2 separate regions of the Homo sapiens genome follow, and region 1 is linked to region 2. The links are chromatin loops, found by intact Hi-C in ENCODE. Cell type or tissue: heart left ventricle. All regions are shown on one strand. Each heading gives the region's core, and the rest is flanking DNA. Links, peaks and the distances in the headings are about the cores only. Region 1 overlaps LOC124904902 (a long non-coding RNA gene). Region 2 overlaps PPP1R16B (protein phosphatase 1 regulatory subunit 16B).

The links. Peaks named below come from ENCODE experiments on the same cell type or tissue, not always from the same donor. Only the 100,000 strongest peaks of a DNase experiment are listed, where the experiment ranks them.
Region 1: a loop joins it to region 2, with 2.3 times the contacts of the local background. A loop is called at or near these places in 6 of 110 quality-filtered maps.

What each region holds. Positions count from the first base shown.
Region 1 is chr20:38,783,728-38,795,381 of GRCh38, reverse strand. LOC124904902 (a long non-coding RNA gene) reads right to left here. Exons shown (of 2, transcript XR_007067584.1): 2 at 8,546-9,042. Among named protein-coding and RNA genes, the nearest start is that of PPP1R16B, 16 kb to the left of the region's middle. In heart left ventricle, for the core only: a CTCF peak has its summit at 4,742 (motif pointing right); no DNase peak of the experiment used is centred there.
Region 2 is chr20:38,888,484-38,900,137 of GRCh38, reverse strand. It overlaps PPP1R16B (protein phosphatase 1 regulatory subunit 16B), which reads right to left. Exons shown (of 11, transcript NM_015568.4): 3 at 10,473-10,543; 4 at 4,428-4,573. Among named protein-coding and RNA genes, the nearest start is that of FAM83D, 32 kb to the left of the region's middle. RefSeq lists an enhancer at 6,014-6,972 and a silencer at 7,336-7,536. In heart left ventricle, for the core only: CTCF peaks have their summits at 5,946 and 6,152 (motif pointing right); DNase peaks (open chromatin) are centred at 6,147 and 6,458; H3K27me3 peaks cover 699 bases.

The DNA of each region.
Region 1 (11,654 bases), core at 1,696-9,695, 110 kb after region 2:
ACTTGAGGTCAGGAGTTCAAGACCAACCTGGCCAACATGGCATAACCCCATCTCTACTAAAAAATGCAAAAATTAGCCAGGCATGGTGGCAGATTCCGGTAATCCCAGCTATTCAGGAACCTGAGGCAGGAGAATCACTTGAACCTGGGAGGTGGAGATTGCGGTGAGCCAAGATCGTGCCACTGCACTTCAGCCTGGGCGACAGAGAGAGAGTCCATCTCAGAAAAAAAAAAAAAAAAGAATAAAAAAGAATAAAAGAAGGTGACTAAGGTCAAATGAGTTCATATGGGTAGACCCTAATCCAGTAGGACCAATGTCTTTATTAGAGGAGATTTGGAGGCAGATAAAAGACACTGTGAAGACACAGGAGGAAGACAGCACCTACAAGCCAAGGAGAGAGAAAAAGAAGGCAGCACTGCTGACACCTTGATCTCAGACTCCTAACCCCCAGAAATGTGAGGAAATTGTCTGAGCCACCAAGTCTGCAGTATTTTGTTATGGGAGCCCCAGGACATTGATCCAGTGAGTGCCACCCTGCGCTCTGATCAGACACCAGGCCTTTTTGCTTAACACGGATTCCCAGTGCCTAACATAGCCTGGCATATAGGAAGAGCAAGGACATTTTTATTTATTTTATTTTACTTTTTAGAGATAGGGTCTCACTCTGTCATCTGGGCTGGAGTGCAGTAGTGCCACGATAGCATCATAGTTCACTGTAGCCTTGAACTCCTGGGCTTCAGTGACCTTCTTGCCTCAGCCTCCCAAGTAGCTGGGACTACAGGTGCCATCACCACACCTGGCAATTTTTTTTTTTTAAGGCAGAGACTTGCTTTGTCGCCCAGGCTGGCATGCAATGGCATGATCTCAGTTCACTGCAATCTCCACCTCTCAGGTTCAAGCAATTCTCATGCTTCAGCCTCCCAAGTAGCTGGGACTATAGGTGCGCACCACCATGCCCGGCCAATTTTTGTATTTTTAGTAGAGACGGGGTTTTGTCATGTTGGCCAAGGTGGTCTCGAACTCCTGGCCTCAAGTGATCTTCCAGCCTCGGCCTCCCAAAGTTCTGGGATTACAGGCATGAGCCACCACCCCCAGCCACCTGGCTAATTAAAACAAAATTTTTTTGTAGAGATGGGGTCTCACTATGTTGCCCAGGCTGACTTCTAACTCAGCCTCAAGCCCTCCTGCTTGGACCCCCCAAAGTGCTGGGATTACAGGTGTGGGCCACTGTGCCTGGCAGCAAGAATTTGTTGTAGGGATGAAGTGACCCTGCTTTAGGAGGCTGGTGGAAGTGTTTGGAGGATAGAGAAATATACTCCTGGCATACATCAGGGCTTTAATAAACAGAGCTTGAAAATGCAGCAAGACAATATTTTGGAAATTACAAATGTGGGTTAGGTTTCCTTCCCTTCTGCATTTGTTTTGTTGCGCTGCTACTGTGGTTGCCCTCAGCTCTCACCCATCTCGCGATTGTCACTCTTTGCCTCTGGGGAAGGACAGATGCCAGCGACAGCAAACAAAATTGTTCCTCAGGCCTGAGTGGCAAAATTGAGCCTGGAACACCCACAGCCCAGGAGGCAGCCTGAAAGCCGAAGCGCTTTTCATGTGTTACTGCCTGGAATAAGAGAGGGAAGGTCTTTTGAAATTCTAGAAATCTATGCTTGGAAGATATGTCATCCCTCGGTATCTGCAGAGGACTCTGGTTCCCAAAATCAGTGCGTAAAATTTCAGGAGTCCTGCAGGATTCCGGCAAATATGGTATCTTCCATCCGCATTGGGTTGCAGATGCAGAACCCATCCATATGGGCAGCCTACTGTATTTATTGAAAAAAAAACAAAAACAAAACTGTGTTTAAGTGAACCTGTGCACTTCAAACCCATGTTGCCTAAGGGTCAACTGTACATAGGCAAAGCCTGAAGTGGAAAGGCAAAATGTTTATCCCCACATGACAGATGGGTTGAAGAGATGCTCCATTTCTGAATTATCAGGGAAATGTAAATAAAACAGATAGGAGGTAGAGGTCACATCCATCGGAAAGGCAAAATAAATATAAATAAAATAGTCTCTCAATACCGCGGTGGGCTAAGACTGTGTAAGTGGAACCCCATGGGGTAGGAGGAACCAAACCCTGGTGCAATCGTTTTGGAGGGAAATTTGGCATTATTTGGGAAAGTTGGGTACTCGCGTCCAGTAATACAGCAGCTCCACATTTAGGAACATCCAGCTAGGAGAAAACCTCCCACCTGTGTAGAAGACATGTCTAAAGATATTCATTAGGCCTTTATCTGCAAAAGGCCAGCAACATCCTAAATGCCTACCAAAGGGGGAATGGATAAATGGATTCAGGAGTGCTTTAATATCGCAGAATTCTAAACAACAGAGAGAATGAACAGAAATAAAGCTGCCTGCATCAACATAGATAAATCTGAAAAAACAAAATGAGTTGGGAAAAAATGCAAGCTGCAAATGAACACTTACAGTGTGATACTTTTATATTTATTTATTTATTTATTTACTTTTGAGATGGAGTTTCACTCTTGTTGCCCAGGCTGGAGTGCAAGGGCACAATATCGGCTCACTGCAACCTTCAACTCCTGGGTTCAAGCGATTCTCTTGCCTCAGCCTCCTGAGTAGCTGCGATTACAGGCACCCACCACCATGTCCAGCTAATTTTTTTTTTGTATTTTTAGTAAAGACGGGGTTTCACCATGTTGGCCAGGCTGGTCTCGAACTCCCGACCTCAGGTGATCCACCCGTCTCAGCCTCCCAAAGTGCTGGGATTACAGGCATGAGCCACTGGGCCCGGCTGATACTTTTATATTTTATAACCACAATAGCATGCATTTGTGATACCCAGATTTGCACTAGAGGCATAATAAATGATAGGCTGGCTGTCTTCACTAGCCCTACAGACCTAAGACTGTGTAAGTGGAACCCATTGGGGTGGGAGGAACCAAACGCTGGTGCAGTTGTTTTGGAGGGAAATTTGGAGGCCTGAGTAGCATACTTCATCTTGCTCTGCACTACTGTGGATGACACCATAGGAATTCCCTTGTCTTCTGGCTTCTTGTAGGAGATAAGAGGGCAGAAGTGAGGCCATGTGAGTTGGCTGTGTCCCTCTACTGAAGGCCACAGCTTCTACTGCTGACCTTCTTCAGGCTTTGGTAGGTGCTCACACCACTTGCCTCAGTTTCCCCATTCATAAAATGGGTATGATAAAAGTAACTATCTCCTAGGTGCATTATGTGGACTAGATAAGCATAGGCACTTGGCGCAGTGCCTGATAGGTTATAAATAACTCAGCAAAAGTTAGCTTTTATTGTTATTAATCACACCCTTTCTCCATTCCTACAAGGAACTCCTTCCCCACTGCCCCCCCTTTTTTTTTTTGAGGCAGAGTTTTGCTCTTGTTGCCCAGGCTGGAGTGCAATGGCACAATCTCGGCTCACTGCAAGCTCCTCCTCCCGGGTTCAAGCAATTCTCCTGCCTCAGCCTCCTGAGTAACTGGGATTACAGGCATGCGCCACCATGGCTGGCTAATTTTGTATTTTTAGTAGAGATGGGGTTTCTCCATGTTGGTCAGGCTGGTCTTGAACTCCCGACCTCAGGTGATCCACCCGCCTCGGCCTCCCAAAGTGCTGGGAATACAGGCGTGAGCCCCCACGCTTGGCCCCTTCCCCCCTTTTTAGACATGAAAATCTCATGGCTTCCCTTAATATTACTTGACATTCCAAAATACAGGTCTGAAAGCAATCCTTTTTCATAAAGCATGGGACTACATGTGCTTAGGAATTTCACAATTTTTTGAATTTTATAAATGCAATGTGGTGGGTGCATAGAGTCTATATCAGTGACTCTCATATGTGAGCGTGAGTCAGAATCTCCAAGAGGGCTTGTTAAAGCACAGAGGGCTGGGCCACACTCACTCCGTAGGTCTGAAGTGGGGCCTGAGAATTTCCATTTCCATTTCCCATTTGATGCCAATGCAGCTGGTCTCAGAACCACACTTTGAGAACTACTGCTATTTTACGACATCCTTAGAGGGGTCTAGAGCAGCACCCCCAAATCAAATATTATTATTTCTACTGTGGGCTGGGCATGGTGGCTCACACCTGTAATCCCAGCACTTTGGGAGGCCGAGGCAGGCAGATCACCTGAGGTCAGGAGTTTGAGACCAGCCTGGCCAACATGGTGAAACCCAGTCTCTACTAAAAATACAAAAATTAGCTGGGTGTGGTGGCGGGTGACTGTAATCCCAGCTACTGGGGAGGCTGAGGCAGGAGAATCACTTGAACCCGGGAGGTGGAGGTTGCAGTGAGCCTAAATCGTGCCATTGCACTCCAGCCTGAGCGACAGAGTGAGACTCCGTCAAAAAAAAAAATTAAAAAAAAAATCTTACTGTGAAATGTTAATGAAAGACTATAAATAGCCTTAAGCCAGTTCGGATTAGATTTAGCTACTGAGTAAGCTTTTATAAACTGATGCAAACGCTTTGAGTTTGCAGAGAATTTTGGATTTTGGAAGAGTGTAAGGGATTGTAGACTTGTAAATGAAATTTCATGACCAAAGATGAAAGCATATTAAAAAAAGTAATTTTCGAATATGCTTTTTAAAACTACACTTGATCCACCACCATCAGGGATTATGAATGTGGAATGAATGAATGAATGTGAATAAACTCTTAAGGAAGAAGAAAGGGCGAAACAGCGGGTCTTGCATAGTTTCTATTGGCCACCAAGTGGCAGTATCAGGTCTCTCTCAAAGTTCGGGAGTGCTCGGGAGAGGGGCGTTCTACGCTGTTACGTCAAAAACAGAACCAGGCTGTGGGTAGCTGCTCCATCTAGAAGAGCCCTTGGGAGATGCTATTGCTTTGTATCCAACTACTCCAAAACTTAGAGGGGTAAAACAACCATTTCATTATGCTTATGAATTCTGTAGGTCTGAAATTTGGAAAAGGTGAAGCAGGGATAGTTTGTCTTTTCCACATGTCCCGGGCCTCAGGTGGAAATACTTGTTGGCTGGGGGTGACTCACCAGCTGGGGGTGGGGACGTGGAGGGGGGGGTGACTCAATAGCTGGGAGCTGGAATCATCCGGAGGTGTCTTCATTCACCTGTCTGGGTATTGATGATGGCTGTCAGCTGCAACCCCTACCAAGGGTCTCTCTGTGTGGTCTCTCCGTGAAGGCTAGCTCAGGCTTCCTCACAGCATGGGCTAGCCTGGGCTTCCTCACAGCATGGGCTAGCCTGGGCTTCCTCACAGCATGGCAGCTGGGCTAGCTTGGGCTTCCTAGTATGGTTGCTAGGCTAGCTCAGGAACAACATGGCAGCTAGGCTAGCTCAGGCACAGCATGGCTGCTGGGCTAGCTCGGGCTTCCTCATAGCATGGCGGTTGGGCTCAAGTGTGAGTTTCAAGGAGAGGAGAAATAGGACACCCTTTGATGGGAGGGATGTCAAAGTCAATATATTCGTTTGCTAAGGCTGCCATAGCAAAGGACCACAGTCAGGGTGACTTAAGCAACAGAAGTTTATTCCTCAGAGTTGTAGAGGCAAGAAATCCAAGATGGGGTGTGGGCAGAGTTGGTTTCTCCTAAGGACCCCCTCCTGGGCTTGCAGATGGCTGTCTTCTCACTGTGTCCTCACATGGTTCTTCCTCTGTGTGGCACATGCCTGGTGTCTCCTCTTCTTATAAGAACACAGTCATACTGGATTACAGCCCCACCCTAACGCATTCATTTTAACTTAATCACCTCTTTTTTTTTTTTTTTTTTTTTTTTTGTCGAGACAGAGTCTTGCTCTGTTGTCTAGGCTGGAGTGCAGTGGCATGATCTCGGCTCACTGCAACTTCTACCTCCTGGGTTCAAGCGATTCTCCTGCCTCAGCCTCCTGAGTAGCTGTGACTACAGGCACACACCACCACACCCGGCTAATTTCTTTTGTATTTTAGTAGAGATGGGGTTTCACCGTGTTGCCCAGGCTGGTCTCGAACTCCTGAGCTCAGGCAATCTGCCTTCCTCGGCCTCCCAAAGTGCTAGGATTACAGGTGTGAGCCACTGCGTCCGGCCAATCACCTCTTTTAAGGCCCTATCTCCAAATGCAGTCACATTCTGAGGTACTGGACTTCAACGTATATATTTGTGGGAACATGATTCTGCTCCTAACAGCCACATTGTCAGACGATCATGTGATATATAGGCGATATCTGTCTTGGGAAAATGCGGTCTGCCATGGCACCCGTCCTCGAGGCACACTGCACACACCGATGGTGTCGCAGTTGGTCATGCACATCATTCTCAATCCTACCTCCACGCCTTTGGATGCACCGCTCTCTCTGCCTGGGATGCCCTTCCCTGCCCTCCTCTAACAGGCCACTCCTAGTCACCTATCCAGAGCTCTCTGCTCATCCAGAACATCCATGACCCTGCCTCCTGTCACCAATGTCAGGGACCATGATGTTTATCACCACTCTTATCACACTGATCACTAGCACCACCATTTATAGACTGCTGCTTTGTGTCAGGCTAAGCTCTTCTGAGCTCCTTTGATTCTCACAGCAACCCTGTGAGGTCCATTTCACAGATGAAGAAACTGACAGTCAGAGTAGGGGAGTTACTAGCCCAGGACCACAGAAGAAGGAAATGGCAGAGTGAAGACTTGAACCCAGGTCTGCCTGGTTTGAGAGACTGTGTTTGTCACCTCTAGCCACAGGGCCTCTGAAAGCCCTGGCATTGGTTAAGCCCCCTCCTCTGTGCTATGCTAGCCCCTGGTTTAATCCTATCAAAGCACCAATCCCCTCATTAATGCAGGTTGCACCAGCTCTAGTCTCACCTGCCAGGCTCACTTGCTTATGCTTGGGCTGTCCCAGGGAAGGTCTCACCTGAGCTTAGACATAGGCTGAGGGCCAAGCATGCATTGTATATTACATGGCAACGTCATGACATTAATGGAGTCCAATGGACCACACTTCCTGACATCCACGCCTATGCATAGCCCCCTCTCACACTGACTTGGGGCTTGTCCATGTGACTTGCGCTGGCCAGTGGGCCATCAGCAAACATGAGGCAGGCAGGAGCTTGGGATGCTTGTATACACAGGGCCTGGTTCTCTAGGAACACTGTCACCTTGTGAATAAAGTCGGAGTAGACTCCTTAAGGATGAGAGGCTACATGCACGGAATAATCCAGCCACTCAACCTGTTCCAGGAATCCCAGCTGATGCCCCAGACATGTGAGTGAGGCCACCTTGGACTGCCTGCCCCTGTTAAGTTCCGTATCACTATAGACATATGAGTGACTCTGGCATGACCAGCAGAAGAACTGCCCAGCTGAGCCCAGCATGAATTGCTGAGCCACAGAATCCTGAGCAAATACAATAGTTGTTGTTTAAGCAGCTAAGTTTTGGGGTGGGTGTTATGCAGCAATAGATAACCAATCCCCTGCTGTGTGTCCCCTTCTGCTCCAGCGCCCTTCTTAGGCTTCTAGAGGGGCCTCGCTGCTGCTGCCGGTGTCCACCGCTCAAGCACTCCTGCCGTTCCCAAAGCAGTCAATATTTGAGGCACCAAGCCCCTCTCCCCAGTTCTGGTGCCCCCTTGGGCCTGTTACAGCCATGCTCACTTGTAGCTTGTGCCTTAGAGAACTCTGCTCTGAAACATCCTCAGGTGAGGCTGGATCCAGGGTCTCACATGATGTCCTTGGGGCTCTGTGTTACTCAGCTCTTGGCTCTGCTAGATTCTGCTGGGATTCAGTGTGCAGACAGGGTTTCCCCACATAGTTGCTGTGGTCCACCTCCCACATGTTAACTCAGTGAGCAGCTGGAGCCCTCGGGCAGCTTCCATTCCCTTGCCTGGCTATGGGCCTGTAGTGGAGGCTTTCCAGGTGTCCACCTCAGTGAAAAAAAGCCCTGAAGTAGAACCTCAACAGAGTTAATGGTGGCAGCTTTGCCATTTCTGACCTCCAGCCTGGGGACAGGCAGGAAATGATTTTGCAGTCAAGACCAGTGTAATAGTAATAGTACCATAATAATCACTTTACTTTCCTGCTATGATCCTCTACTTAATACAAGGATATTACATATTTTACCCTTATTTTGGTATATTTTGTTTATCCTCATATTCTTTTTTTACATGATAGCATGCTATATATATAATATATGATATATATTATATTATATATTACATATATTTTATATATAATATATATTATATATATATATTTTATATATTTTTTATATATATATTTTTAGACAGAGTCTTGCTCTGTCACCCAGGCTGGAGTGCAGTGATGCGATCTTACCTGACTGCAATCTCCACCTCTCAGGTTCAAGTGATTCTCGTGCCTCAGACTCCTGAGTAGGTGGGATTACAGGTGTGTGTCACCATGCCTGGCTAACTTTTTGTGTTTTTAGTACAGACGGGTTTCACCATGTTGGCCAGGCTGGTCTCAAACTCCTGGCCTCAAGCGATCCACCCGCCTCAGCCTCCCAAAGTGCTGGGATTACAGGTGTGAGCCACCACACTTGACCAATAACACACTGTTCTTTAATTTCTTGTTTATTTTTATATTAGCATGACCTTTATTATCTTATTATTTTATATTTTTAAAATCCTTTGGTCCATCAACTTCATTTATAGTAACATCATTTCCAAATACATATTTTTGCAGGGATACTCTTTGCAGTGCTATATGTAACAGAATAAACTTGGAAACAGATTTATTCAAATGCCATTCAAAGATAGAATGATTAAATAAACCATGGAATGAAATATAATAGAATACTATTCAAATGTTTAAATGAATGAGTTACTTCACAAGGAATGTACAGGAACTATATGACTAAAACTTTCAAAGGCTATTATGTGCCATGAGACTTGAATAAAGGAAAAAGTCATATCCATTTTTGGCTAGAGGAGTCAATTGAAGAAAAGATACCATCTTTCTATCTTTTCATCTATAATTTTAATGGGATACAAACAAACATACCAACAGGATTATTTTGGATCTTGACAAGCTGATTCCAAAGATCATGCAGGGAAATCAAGAAAAGTTCTGAAAAAGAAAGAGAAATGCGGGAGACAAACTCTGCCAGATCTTAAAGTGTATTATAAAGTGACAATAATAAACTGTTCATTGCAAATTCAGAAATAGAAAGATGAATGGAGCAGAAGAGCAAGTCTGGAAGTAGACCACAATATTTAAGGTCATTTAATAAATAATAAAAGTGGCATTTACATTAGTGGAGAAAAGACGGATTACTCACTAAATATTGTTGGTGCAACTGGCTAGTCGCCTGAAAAGAAATTCAGCTGGAGACTTACTGCAAATCTTTGCCAGGATAAATTCCAACTGGATAAATAAATTATGGTACATGCATACAATAAAATACTACAAAGCAATGAAAATGAACCACAGCTACACACAACATGAATGGATCTTAAAAACAATGTTGGCCGGGTGCAGTGGCTCACACCTCTAATCCCAGCACTTTGGGAGGCCGAGGTGGGTGGATCACCTTAGGTCAGGAGTTCGAGACCAGCCTGGCCAACATGGTGAAACCCTATCTGCACACACACACACACAAAAACACAAAAATTAGCTGCGCATGGTGGCATGCCCATGTAATCCCAGCTACTTGGGAGACTGAGACAGGAGAATCACTTGAACCCGAGAGGCAGACGTTGCAGAGATTGCATCACTGCACTCCAGTCTGAGCAACAGAGTGAGACTCCGTCTCAAAAACAAACAAACAAACAAACAAAAAACAATGTTTAGGGGCTAGGTTCAGTGGCTCATGCCTATAATCCCAGAGCTTTGGGAGGCCAAGACAGGAGGGTTGCTTGAGCCCAAGAATTTGAGACCAACCTAGGTAATAAAAGGAGGCCCCTGTCTCTACAAAAAATAAAATAATTAGCTGGGCATGATGGCACATGCCTGCAGCCCTGGCCACTCAGAAGGCTAAGGTAGGAGGATCACTTGAGTCCAGGAGTTTGAGGCTGTAGTGAGCCTCAAACTCATGATTGTACCACTGCACTCCAGCCTGGCTGACAGAGTAAGACTCTGTCTCAAAACAACAACAACAGAATAATGTTTAGGGATGCATAATGAGGTAGCAACATGATAAGGAACATGAAATAGAATACCACTGACATCAGTACAATGGTCTCTTCTAAGGAGGAAGGAGTGGATTTTAATGAGGGAAGATGGATCATACTGGAGGCTTCTAGGGTGGCAGCAGTATTCTATTTCTTGACCACAGAGGGTGGTGGTCATGCAGGTGTTCATTTAGCCACAGTTGTTTGGGTGTACATTTATGTTTTATATCATTATATGTGTGTATGTATTACCAAAAAGGATTTTTTTTTTTTGAGATGGAATCTTGCTCTGTCACCCAGGCCAGAGTACAGTGGCATGATCTTGGCTCACTGCAACCTCCACCTCCCGGGTTCAAGCGATTCTTCTGCCTCAGCCTCCCAAATATCTGGGACTACAGGCCCGCGCCAGCACACCTGGCTAATTTTTGTATTTTTAATAGAGACGAGGTTTCACTATATTGACCAGGCTGGTCTCGAACTCCTCACCTCAAGGGATCTGCCCGCCTCGGCCTCCCAAAGTGCTGGGATTACAGGCGTGAGCCACCGTGCCCAGCCCAAAAAGGATTTTTAAAAAACCACATATGTGAAAAGAAAACGTAGGATTTTTTTTTTGTTATCTCAAAGTGAGTGAGGCCTTTTAAAGTATGACATAAAACCCAAAAGCAATTTAAGTCCACGAAAAGAATCTGAGTGGAAAAACACCCCAACAAAGTTAAAAGACAAATACCATCATAGGAAAATGTTTGCAATTCTCATCCGTTTCTTAAGAGAAAAGAGCCAAGGAGGCCGGGCGCAGTGGCTCACATCTGAAAACCCAGCCCTTTGGGAGGCTGAGGCAGGTGGATCACTTGAGGTCAAGAGATCGAGACCAGCCTGGCCAACATGGTGAAACTCCATCTCTACTAAAAAAAAATTTAAAAATTAGCTGGGCATGGTAGTGGGCACCTGTAATCCCAGCTACTCAGGAGGCTGAGACAGGAGAATCGCTTGAACCTGGGAGGTGAAGGTTGCAGGGAGCCAAGATTGTGCCACTGCACTCCAGCTTAGGTGACAGAGTGAGACTCCATCTCCAAAAAAAAAAAAAGAAGAGCCAAGGTTGGAGAGTAGATTTTCAATGCATTATCCATGAAAAATAATATTAAGATAAGGGAAAAAAGCAGAAGCTTGGTTTGTATTGACATGGAGTGATCTTCAAGACATATTGTTAAGCCATAGTATGCTACCGTTTGAGTAAAATTTATATGTATATGTCATAGATATGCTGATTGCATGTCCATGGCGTTATCGTGTTTGTGACACATATAATTTATACAGACATACATTATAAAGAGACAAGGAAGAAGCATCCCCACCTGTAATCCCAGCTACTCAGGAGGCCGAGGTGAGAGGATCGCTTGAGCCCAGGAGTTTGAGACCAGCCTGTGAAACAATAGTGAGACTCCTGGGTTTTTGTTTGTTTGTTTGTTTTTTAAGCAGCAGCTCACTACGCACTGCTACTGAGTGATATCCAAGAAATATTGCTATATGATAAACAAAACAAGGCTAGACAAGAGTGTCATTACTTTTTAT
Region 2 (11,654 bases), core at 1,422-9,421:
CTGTTGGCCCCATCTCACGCAAGGGGAAACAAAGACTCAGACATGACCGGGCACAGTGGCTCAAGCCTGTAATCCCAGCACTTTGGGAGGGCGAGGCGGGCGGATCACCTGAGGTCAGGAGTTCGAGACCAGCCTAGCCGACATAGAAACCCTGTCTCTACTAAAAATACAAAAATTAGCGGGGCGTGGTGTGGGAGCCTATAATCCCAGCTATTCGGGAGGCTGAGGCATGAGAATTGCTTGAAACTGGGAGGCAGAGGTTGCAGTGAGCCAAGATCACGCCACTGCACTCCAGCCTGGGTGATAGAGCAAGACTAGAGCAAGTTTAAAAAAAAAAAAAGACTCAGACAGGTTCGGTCACTTGTCCAAGGTCACACAGCTTGGATACAGTAGAGTCCAGACTCAAAACCAGGTCTCTCATATTAGTTCTTTTTACTTCTCCATGTTCTATTTCATTTTTTGCCCATATGCAGAAACATCCTCAGTTATATTCCACCTCCTCCAAGTCCCTACTCAAAAGGCTGATAGTACAGAGGTAGAAGAATGGAGACCTGGGACTCCTTGGAAGAATTTACCCTTTGGGCCAGTGGTTCCTAAGAATGGCCCTGGATGCCATGTGGCAGAATTACCTGGGGACCATGGGAATAAAATGCAGCATCTTGGGTGGGCTTCACTCCAGCCCTCCTGAAAGAGTCCTTGGGGTAGGGCATGGGAATCTGTTTTAAACCCATGCCCCAGGTGATTGTAATACCGATCAGCTTTGGGACCCACTGACCCAGGCTGGCACCACTTTCCTTGTCCTCTTAGCACCATCACTGATCAGGCTGTGGCCATCTGATGCTCCTAGCAGAATTAGCCATACTCAGGTTCCCATCAGAGACATAGGCACAGGCCACCATCCAGTCCTTTGGCCTAACAGCCCTCCACTGTGACTTCTCTGAGCTTTCGTACACCCCAGAGCAAGTTTATCCAGCTCTCTGAGCTGGGGCAGCAGTACTGTCATATCCATCCCCCCGGGAGCCAACGATGGGCTCCTGCCGCTCTGCCAAGACCAGTGCAAAAGGTTACCTGCCCTGGGCCACTCTCTCTGACTCCTTGCCCTCAGATGATCAGCCCCCTGGTCTGGCTCTGTCTCAGCTCTGGTACTTAAAACCCCTGGCTTTCTTCCTGGCTCCCCAGGACTTCTGCATCCCTGTGTGCCCAGTGCCCAGCTCTGGGTGATACCAATTATTATTTAGGTTGGTGCAAAAGTAATTGTGGTTCTTGCCATTACTTTTAAGAATCACAATGATTGTTGTTGTTGTTGTTGTTGTTGTTGTTGTTGTTTTGAAACAAGGTCTTGCTCCATCACCCAGGCTGGTGTGCAGTGGCTCAAACTCAGCTCACTGCAACCTCCGCCTCCCAGGTTCAAGCAGTTCTCCTGCCTCAGCCTCCTGAGTAGCTGGGATTACAGGCGTGCACCACCACGCCCAGCTAATTTTTGTATTTTTAGTAGAGACAGGGTCTCACTATGTTGGCCAGACTGGTATCGAACTCCTGACCTCAAGTGGTCCACCCATTTTGGCCTCCCAAAGTGCTGGGATTACAGGTGTCAGCCACCTGTAATCTCCAATGATGTTTTTTGCAGACTAGAATAGCTTACTCTAAAATTCATAGGGAATCTCAAGGAACCTGAATAGCCAACACAACCCTGAAAAAGAAGAACAAAGCTGGCGGATTCACACTTCCTGATTTCAAAACGAACTCCAAAACTCTAGCATCAAACAGTGTGGGGCTGGCATAAAGACAAACATATAGACCAATAAAATAGAATAGAGTCCAGAAACAAACCCTCACATACACGGTTAAATGATTTTAGACAGGGTACCAAGGCCATTCAATGGAGAAAAGACCAACCATCTTTCCAACAGATAGTGTAGGAAAATTGGATATCCGCATGCAAAAGAATGAAGTTAGATCCTTACCCAATACCATATATAAGATTTAATTCAAACTGGACCCATGACCTAAATGAAAGACCTAAAACTATAAAACTCTTAGGAGAAAACATAGAACAAAACCTCCATGATAGTGGATTTGGCAGTGATTTCAAAGACATCCTATAGAATGGGAGAAAATAGTACGTCTATCTGATAAGGGATTCATCTCCAGAATACATAGAGAAATCCTAAAATTCAATGACAAAAACCCAACCCAGTTCAAACATGGACAAAGGACTTGAATAGACATTTCTCCAAAGAAGACATACAGATGGACAACGGGCACATGAAAAGATGCTCAACGTCACTCATCACGAGAAAAATGCAAATCAAAACCACAGTGAGAGACCACCTCACATCTACTAGTATGGCTACTAACAAAAAAGAAAAAGCAGAAAATAGCAAGTGTTGGTGAGGATGTGGAGAAACTAGAATCCTTGTGTACTGTTGGTGGGAATGTAACATGTTGTGGAAAACAGTATAGCAGGTCCTTAAAAAATTTAAAATAGCATTACCATACAATCCAGCAACTCCACTTCTGGGTGTATAACCAAAGGAATTGGAAGCAGGATTTCAAGAGATATTTGTACACTCATGTTCGTCACAGCATGATTCACAATAGCTAAAACATGGAGGCAACCCAAGTGTCCATCAATGAATGGATGCATAAGTGAAACGTGGTATAGACATACAATGGAGTACATTCAGCCTTAAAAAGGAAGGAAACTCTGACACATACTACAACATAGATGAACCTTGAGGACATTATGCTAAGTGAAATATGCCAGTCAAAAAAAGACAAATACTGTATGAATCCACTTCTTGTTTTTTTAAGATGGTGTCTCACTCCGTCGCCCAGGGTGGATTGCAGTGGTACAATCTTGGCTCACTGCAACCTCAGTCTCCTGGGTTCGAGCGATTCTCCTGCCTCCACCACCTGAGTAGCTGGGATTACAGGCGTGAGCCACCACACCCAGCTGAATCCACTTTTCATTTATTTATTTATTTATTTGAGGTGCAGTTTTGCTCTTGTTGCCCAGGCTGGAGTGCAATGGCATGATCTCAGCTCATCGCAAACTCCGCCTCCTGGGTTCAAGCGATTCTCCTGCCTCAGCCTCCCAAGTAGCTGGGATTACAGGCATGCACCACCATGCCCGGCTAATTTTGTATTTTTAGTAGAGATGGGACTTCACCATGTTGGTCAGGCTGGTCTCGAACTCCCGACCTCAGGTGATCCACTTGCCTCAGCCTCCCAAAGTGCTGAGATTACAGGCGTGAGCTACCGTGCCCGGCCTTTCTGAATCCACTTCTATAAAGTGCTTACAGTAGTCAAATTCATAGAGACAGAAAGTAGAATGGTGGTCGCCAGGAGCCAGGGGTAGGCAGGGAATGGGAATTACTGTTTGATGGGTACAGAGTTTCAGTTTTGCGAGATGAAAGTCATTCTGAAGATGGAGAGTGGTAATGGCTGCACAACAATATGAATGTACTTAATACCACTAACCTGCACACTTAAAATGGGTAAGATGGTATTTTATGTTATATGTGTTTTATCACTATAAAAAATTGGGGGGAAAGGGAGAATGAAAGGAGAAGAGAGAAAATAAAAAGAGACTGGAAAATACAGAGACAGACCAAGAGTGAAGGAGAGACAGAGATAGAAGAAGAAAAGAGCAGAACAGGCACACAGAGATGGGGAGAGTAAAGGGGAACTGAGGGGAGGAGAGGGTGAGAGGTAGAAGCAGAGAGAGAGATGAAGAGAGGATGTGGGGAGAAAGAAAGTGACAAGCACCAAGAGAGACTGAGAAAGAGTGACAGAGAGAGAGAAAAAAAGAGAAAAGAGAGGAAGGAAGAAAAGCAGAAAAGGAGGGAAGGAGGAAGGGAAGAAAGAAGAAAGGAAGGGAGGGAGAGAGGGAGGGAGGCAGGTAGGGAAAAGAAAGGGAGGGAGAGAGGGAGGGAAGAAAGAAGGAAGGGAGGGAAGAAAGAAGGAAGGAAGGGAGGGAGGAAGAAAGAAGGAAAGGAGGGAGGAAGGGAAGAAAGAAGGAAGGGAGGGGAGACAGAAGAAAGGCAGAAAGGGAGGAAGGGAGGGAAGAAAGGAAGGGAGGAAGGGAGAAAAGAAAGAAGGAAGAGAGGAAAGAAAGAAGGAAGGGGGGAAGGGAGGAGAGAAAGAAGGAAGGAGGGAGGGAGGGAAGAAAGAAGAAAGGAGGGAGGGAGGGAAGAAAGAAGGAAGGAGGGAGGGAGGGAAGAAAGAAGGAAGGAGGGAGGGAGGGAAGAAAGAAGGAAGGAGGGAGGGAGGGAAGAAAGAAGGAAGGAGGAAGGGAGGAGAGAAAGAAGGAAGGAGGAAGGGAGGAGAGAAAGAAGGAAGGAGGGAGGGAGGAGAGAAAGAAGGAAGTTGGAAAAAGACAAGAGGTGGAGGGAGGCTGCTCTGGGGCAGGGAGGGGCACGTACTACTGAACGAGGATCTTCACCAGGTTGATGTGGCCGCAGGTGGCTGCAGCATGGAGAGGTGTCCACAGCTCGTTGTCCTTGGCGTTCACATTGGCACCATGGGAGAGGAGCAGCTTCACAATTTCCTCAAAGTTGTCGATGCAGCACTGGGAGAGACACACAGGCAGAGTCAGCTCCAGGCAGGGCACTGGGCCCCGGGCCCTGGTCAGGACACACCAGGTTCCCCGCAAGAGGCCATGAGGAAGACTGTGGAAGGCCTGTTTGAATCCAGCTCCATGATGTTCACACTGTAAGCATTGCCCTTGACCTTGAGCAAGCCACTTAACCTCTCTGGGCCTCAGTCTCCTTGTGAGTAAAAATGAAGTTAATAATATGTAAGATAAAAATATACAGGTAAAAAACACTCTGTCAGCTATAAAGTGCTTTGCAAGTATCAGTGAAATGGGACAAAATTTTGAATGAGGTTTTAAAACGTATTTTTTAATCCCAAAAGGCTTTCTCCAAAGAAAATTATATGGAGAACTCTCACTTAGATGACCAGTAAATTCAAACAGGATTGGTTGGGTTGAGGCAGGGGTGTGTGTGTTGGGAGGGTGTCCCCTTTCCTGGCAGTGGCCTCCAAAGCGGTTTCAAGATCATAGCTTGAAACCTCTGACTTAGGAACCTCTGACCAGGTAGCTCAGATCTTGGGGAAGCCTTCAGGTAACCAAGACTCCCCCTGAAATAATCCAGCTCAACGTGAGCATTCTAGGGGTCCTGATAGTCCCTGCGAGGAGACAGCCATGTTTGTGTTCCTGCCTACATGCTGCAGTGATGGCACGTGGGGCAGCCCCAGTAAGGGGGAAGGGCCAGCAGCCTGCAGCCTCCTAGAGAGAACGCAGGCTCCAACACAGGTGGCCCCCAGGCTCCAGGGACAGGGAGGAAAAGATCCCAAGGAGACAGAGGAGCGTCAAGCTAGGCACCAGGATGGGAAAGGCCGGGAGAGAGGAGAAAGACAGGGAGCCACTTTACAGACTGCGGGATGAAACTCTTCCCTAGAGGTGACCTCTGCGAAAGCCAGCAGGGGACACAGCAGGGCTCACAGGCTCAGCCCTGCCCACCCAGATAAGGGCTTGGGGCTTGGTCATCAGTGCAATGGGAGACATTGAGTTACACTACGAAGGGGAGCATGATCAGAATTGCTTTTAAAAACAACTGCTCCTCTGATTACACGTGGAGAACAGATGGTGTGTGTGCGCGTGCACGCCCACGTACATGTGTGCACGTTGGGAGGGGACAGTGAGGAGCTGTGTTGAAGCCACCCAGTTAAGAGATGATGGTGGCCTGGCCTCCAGAAACGACCACAGGGATAGAGAGAAGAGTCCAGACGCCAACAGAAGGAGCAGGAGCGGCCGTGGAAGCCCACGGCCCCAGGTGGCTGTGGGCGTGGGTGTAGGCGTGGGATGGGGCGGCACCACAGCCCCACCCCTATCCCCAGGGAAGCCAGGGCTCAGCGCCAGGACATGTGGGAAAGGAGCAGCCGTTTGCACAGATGGCGCCAGAGACCCAGGTTCTTTCTGCGCCAGCCGGTCTTTGCGGGGCGGGGGTGCGGGGGTGCGGGGGGGACGGTGGCTAGGTCTGAGGACATTCTCTCCGGACAGGCAGGGAAAGGTGTGACCCTGTAAGCGAGTGGGTGCTGCTTCAGACGGGCGGGAGAACCACGCAGCAGCACGGCGCGGCCGGCAGAGGGCGCCAAAGGCAACGAAGCGAGGCTGCGGTGGAAGGTGAGCATCTCCAGGCCTTCACTGGGAGATGCCGCTGAGGAGCCCCTGGGGTCAGGGGCAAGAGGGCCAGAAATCCAACCCCTAGAGACCGCAGGAAACATAGGGGGTGGAGTGGAAGCCTCTGGTTGAAGGGCGAGGGGACTGTGTGCCCAGATGGCAGAGTCTTGTGAGATAGATGTCCAGGGGCTGGACCAGTCTACACCTGGGAGACCCGGCCTGAATAAGGGCTGCGTTGGGGGCTGGGTGCAGGGGCGCACATGGAGTGGGTGGTAGCTGGTGGAGTGGGCGGGCCTCCTCCTCTGCTGCGGCCGAGGTGGGAAATGGCACCTGGCAGTCAGCCGCCTCCTCCCGCCTCCTCCCGCCTCCTCCCACTTCCTCCCTTCCCAGCTTCAATCTATCACCAGGTATGAATTGCACATCTCCTAAATCGCTGTCCCCACCCTCTGCCCTGGATGAAGTTTCATCATCTTTCCCTACCTCCCCGTCATTCCCCTTCCTAACACCCTCGACCAGAGAGAGCTTCTTCATTAATCTAATCATGTTGCTCTCCGTTTACAAACCTCTGAGGGCTCCCTGTTGCCAAGAGAAGAAAATCCACACTCCTTTGCCAGGCATGGGAAGCTCTTCTTAATGTGCCCCCATCTCCTTTGTTGCACTGGAGCTACAGTGACAATAGCAGTGATAACAATAGCAACAGCCCCGGCAGCAACAGTAATAGCATGTCACATCACATTGTCAATAACAATGTCTAATGCTTTCTGAGGACTTACAAGAGTCAAGCAGCTTGCTAAGCTTTGGCCATGCATTGCCTCATTTAATCTTCAAAACAAGCCTATGAGGATTGCTCTTTTTACAGACGGGGAAATGGCCCCTTTTATAGATGGGGAAACTGGCTCAAGGAAGCCTGGTGGTACAAGGTCACATGGAGTAAGATGAATTGAAATCCAAGCAGTCTGACTCCAAAGGCCCTGTTCTCAACCCTCTCAGTCTCACCACCTGCACCTCTCCCTGAGGCTCCCTGCTCTCTAACTGTGCCACATGGAACCCTCCAGACTCCAAACTTGAAATGCTGAGCCCCTTTCTCAAGGCTTTGCACATGCTATTCCCTCGGCTTTGAATGTTCTGCCTTATTCTTTTCTAGCTAGCAAGCTCCTACTCATCCTTCAAGACCCAGCTCAGATATCCCTTCCTCTTAGAAGTCTTTCTCAGTTCCCCTTTGAGTCGAGTCATCGGTTCCCAGTTTTAAGCTGCCACTGAGCCCCTGCCTATCTCCGTGCAAGGGCTGACCACACTGCATTACCTCTATTATTATTTATGTGCCTGTGGCCACAGCACACTCTGAACTCTGAGAGCAGGGACTCTGCCTAACTTACTTCTGGGGCCCTGTTCCCAGAAGACAGCTGGCATGGAGTGGGTACACAATAGGTATTTGTTGAAAAAATAAATGGAAGCTCACAGGCTAATGAGGGTGGATGTCTCCCTGAAAGGCCCCAACATGGGGCCCAAGGCACGTGTGGTGGTTGGGGTGAGGTGCGGGTTTCAGCTGGTCAGCCAGGAGCTTCATGCAGCTAAACTCGGAGCCTGGCGAGTTCCCGCCTCCCTGACCACGCATCCCCAGGGGCCCAGGAACCCACAGGAGAAACTGGTCCTGAGAAAGCAATGTGACCAACAAGGAAGAAGTTGAGGCACTATGTGAGGTGGCGGGAACCCCAAGCTAAAAAAAGGGTGCCACTTGAGAGTTCATTGCAAGCAGGGATGGCAACTCAACAGGGGACCTGGGGCTCAGAGAATTGCAGCTGTGGTGCCCACAGAGCAGTTAAGACTGCCTTGTTTCAAATCCTGACTTAAACACTCAATCACTGCTTGACCTTGGACAAAGAGATTTCACCTCCCCAAGTTGCACGGTATAATAAGACAGCCACTGTTTCTTTAAATCCAGTAAAATTAAATAAACTTCAAAATCCATTTCCTCAGTCACATCAGCCACATTTCGAGTGCTGTGGATCCGCGTGTGGCTGGTGGCTATTGTACTGTGCACTGCAGAAACACAGAACATTTCCATCATTGTAGAAAGTTCTATTGAATAGGCTGCCTCAGTTTCCTGAGCCATAAAACAGGGATGATAATATTTCTTTTTTTTTTTTTTGAGACAGAGTCTCACTCTGTCACCCAGGCTGGAGGGTAGTGGCATGATCTCAGCTCACTACAACCTCTGTCTCCCGGGTTCAAGCAAATCTCCCTACCTCAGCCTCCCTAGTAGCTGGGATTAGAGACACTCACCACCAAATTCCAGCTAATTTTTGTATTTTTAGTAAAGACAGGGTTTTGCCATGTTGGCCAGGCTGGTCTTGAACTCCTGACTTCAGGTGATCCACCTGCCTTGGCCTCCCAAAGAGCCGGGATTACAGGCGTGAGCCACCACGCCTGGCCTGGGGATGATAATATTTCTGAAGTTTGTTGTAAGGATAAAAATGAAATATATAACTGAAGTAATTTGCAGGGAAGTGGTCACATGATACATTTTAATAACTTTTAATAAATAATAATAATATTTATCCAGTATCGAGTGCTGCTTAAAGTTTTACATGTGTTCATTTAATCCTCACAACCACCCAATGAGATGGGTACTTGTTATTCCTCTTTTAGAGATGAGGAAACTGAGGCACAGAGAGCTTAAGTAACTTCCCCACAGTCACATAGCTAGTGGGTGACAGCTCCGGGCCACAAGCCTGACTGTCAGTCCTGACATCCTCACCTTTCTGGCACGCAGTAGGAGGTAGCCCACACATTTGATCCTCATGCCCATGGCTGGTGGGTGCAGCCCAGCCTTGGGAATTGGCATTTGGGTCTCCATTTCAGGGCAAGCTATAGCAGCCACCCGCTCTCTGCTCCCTAGTGGAGTCCCAGGCCCTCTAGGGTTCATGGAGCTGGGAGTCTGGGAGTTTCCAATGGCAGATGGAGTGGGGGTACTGAGGCAGCTGCCTGAGAGATGCCTGAGGCCCTGTGAGAGAGAAGCCAAGAGGACACACAGGGACCTGCCCCTGGGGCTTACGGGCAGGGCGTGGCCATTCTCTGTGCATCCCACCCCTGCCCTTGTACCGAGGTGGAGAGGCCCTCACCAGCCCAGGGTTCTGGTTGCCTGGCCTCTCACTCAAGTCCATCTGCTTAGAAACTCGGGCACAGGGAGGCTTTGGTGTGTTCATGCATTAATTCAACATGCACATATTGAGCACCTACTGTATGCCAGCATGGGGAAAGATGCTAGGACACACTCATAAGCAAGAGGTATGTGCTGTGCCCTCAGGCAGCTCAGCGTCTGAGTAGGGGAGAAGTCAACATCAAGTGATGACATCAATGGCTAAAATGACTAATTACGAAGGAAGAGGGCCTTCAGAAGACAAAGGGTATGTCTATCACAGCACAGCTCCCAGGCTCTTGCTGTGGACAGCAGCTAATGGGTGAAAGCACCAAGTGCTGTGGGAAGTGTGGTGGGGAGGAGCCCACTGGGTACAAGGACCTGAGAAGTTGGGTGGCTGGAGCCCAGAGAGCCAGGAGGCTTAGAAGATTGGTCATGAGCCCAGCCTCGTGCAGCCTTGTGCACTGTGGCAGAGTTTGTTCTTTATCCCCAGATTATGGGAAGACACCAGAGAACTTTGAGTAACAGGAAGAGATTTTTGGCTTAAGCATCCCCATGGCTGCTGCGTGGACAGAGAATTATGGCAGAGCCAGACTGAATGCTGGGGACCAGTTACGAGGCTGTAGCAGCATCCACGTGAAAGGTGACAGCCAGAGAAGCCATCCCCAGCAGGGAGGGCTGGACCCATCACTCTGCCTTGGAAAGGACATGTCATGATAGCACATGGCTCAAGACCATAAATCAAGACCATGTGACCTCAGGCAGGTCACATAAGTCCCGCCAACTGCCTCTGTCGCCAGGGTGGATGGGATGTCCTGATAAGTGTGAATGTGCTTCGTACACTGTCAAGCTCCAAACACACTTGCTTTCATGGGCAGGAGGGATGCAGTGAACAAAGGCTCCCTGTCCTTAGAGCCTGCATGTGCAGTCGCGTCTGCGGGCGCACACAGGGCTCTGTGGGATGGCAGTAACAGACACGCGTATCTCCAAAGTAGACAAGAGCCTTTCAGATGGGCCAGCTGCAGCTCCTCCTCCCTCCCTCATTCCCTCCTCCCTGAGGGTTCTGAGCAGGAAAGTGCCGAGAAACAGGGTACCTGTCCAGGTGAGGGGCAGGGAGCCCTGGAGCCCCAACGAGCCCGGCCTTACCTGGTGTAGGGCTGTGAGTCCGTCCTCATTGCACAAATCAGGGCTGACCTTATTCTTCAGGAAGTAGCGTACTGCAATAGGAGGGTACAGGAGTGAGCTTCCCGTTGCACACTGGGTGTGCAGGCATGCAGGGGCCCGGGTAAGACCCGCTCTCCCCCAGGCCTATGAAGAATGTAGTAACAACTCCCCATTTTACAGATGAGACAACTGACGCCCAGAATTTCCAAGAGGTAGATGCCACTGCCTATCTTATTATGGATAACAATAACAAGAACTAACAATTATTTAGCACTTCCCGGATGCCAGGCACTGAGCTAAGCAAGTTATATTTGTTGTCCAGAGGATGCACATTCTAGTCATTGAAAGCATACACTCTGGAGGTTCAAATTTGGGCACCATTCTCATTGGCTGTGCAACCTTGGTCAAGACACTTCCTTCTCTGTGCCTCAGTTTTCTCATCTGCAAAATGGGGATGATGTTCATCCTCCTCACAGTAGCAGTGTGAGTGGTCATCGAGGTGAGCCATGCCAGGGGCTCAGCACAGTGGCCAGCATGTGGTTTGAAGGTGAACTCCTGCTCTGGCAGATGTGATGATTTTTACTAAAACTGTGGGTCCCCACAGCAGGTGATGGCTCACCTATGGGTGTCAAATGCCCCTTCTTTGGCCCTACTGAGCCCTGGGGAAGGAGGGTAGCAGAGGTTTTAACCATCCCCAATCCCTAGAATTTTGTCTAGGGGTGTGTGTGTGTGTGTGTGTGTGTGTGTGTGTGTGTGTGTGTGTGTGTGTGTTCAGGGATTCTGGGTGGGCAGGGAGGCCAGAGTGAACAGCATTGACAGCCTGGAATCCCTCTTGCTTAGGATAAGCCCCCTCCCCTTATCACTGTGACCCTCCTCCCTCCTCCTCTGCCCACCACCATTCAAGCCCCAATTCTCCCCTGAACCCACGTGCAAAGGGAGAGAAGAGAGGAGCTCACCCACCAGCCCTGCAGGCCCCTTCCCAGGCTTGGCAACTGGGACCCCAGCTCTGGCTTTGGCAGGGTGATCTCAGGCCCTCCAGCTTTGCCTCTCCCCGTGGATGAGGAGTCCAGGGGGCCAGTGGGACGAGTCCACCCAAGCCCCTGGCTCCCCTTCCAGGCCACACCTCTACTGTCCCTGTCCAAATGACTCCGAGCCTGCTTGCAG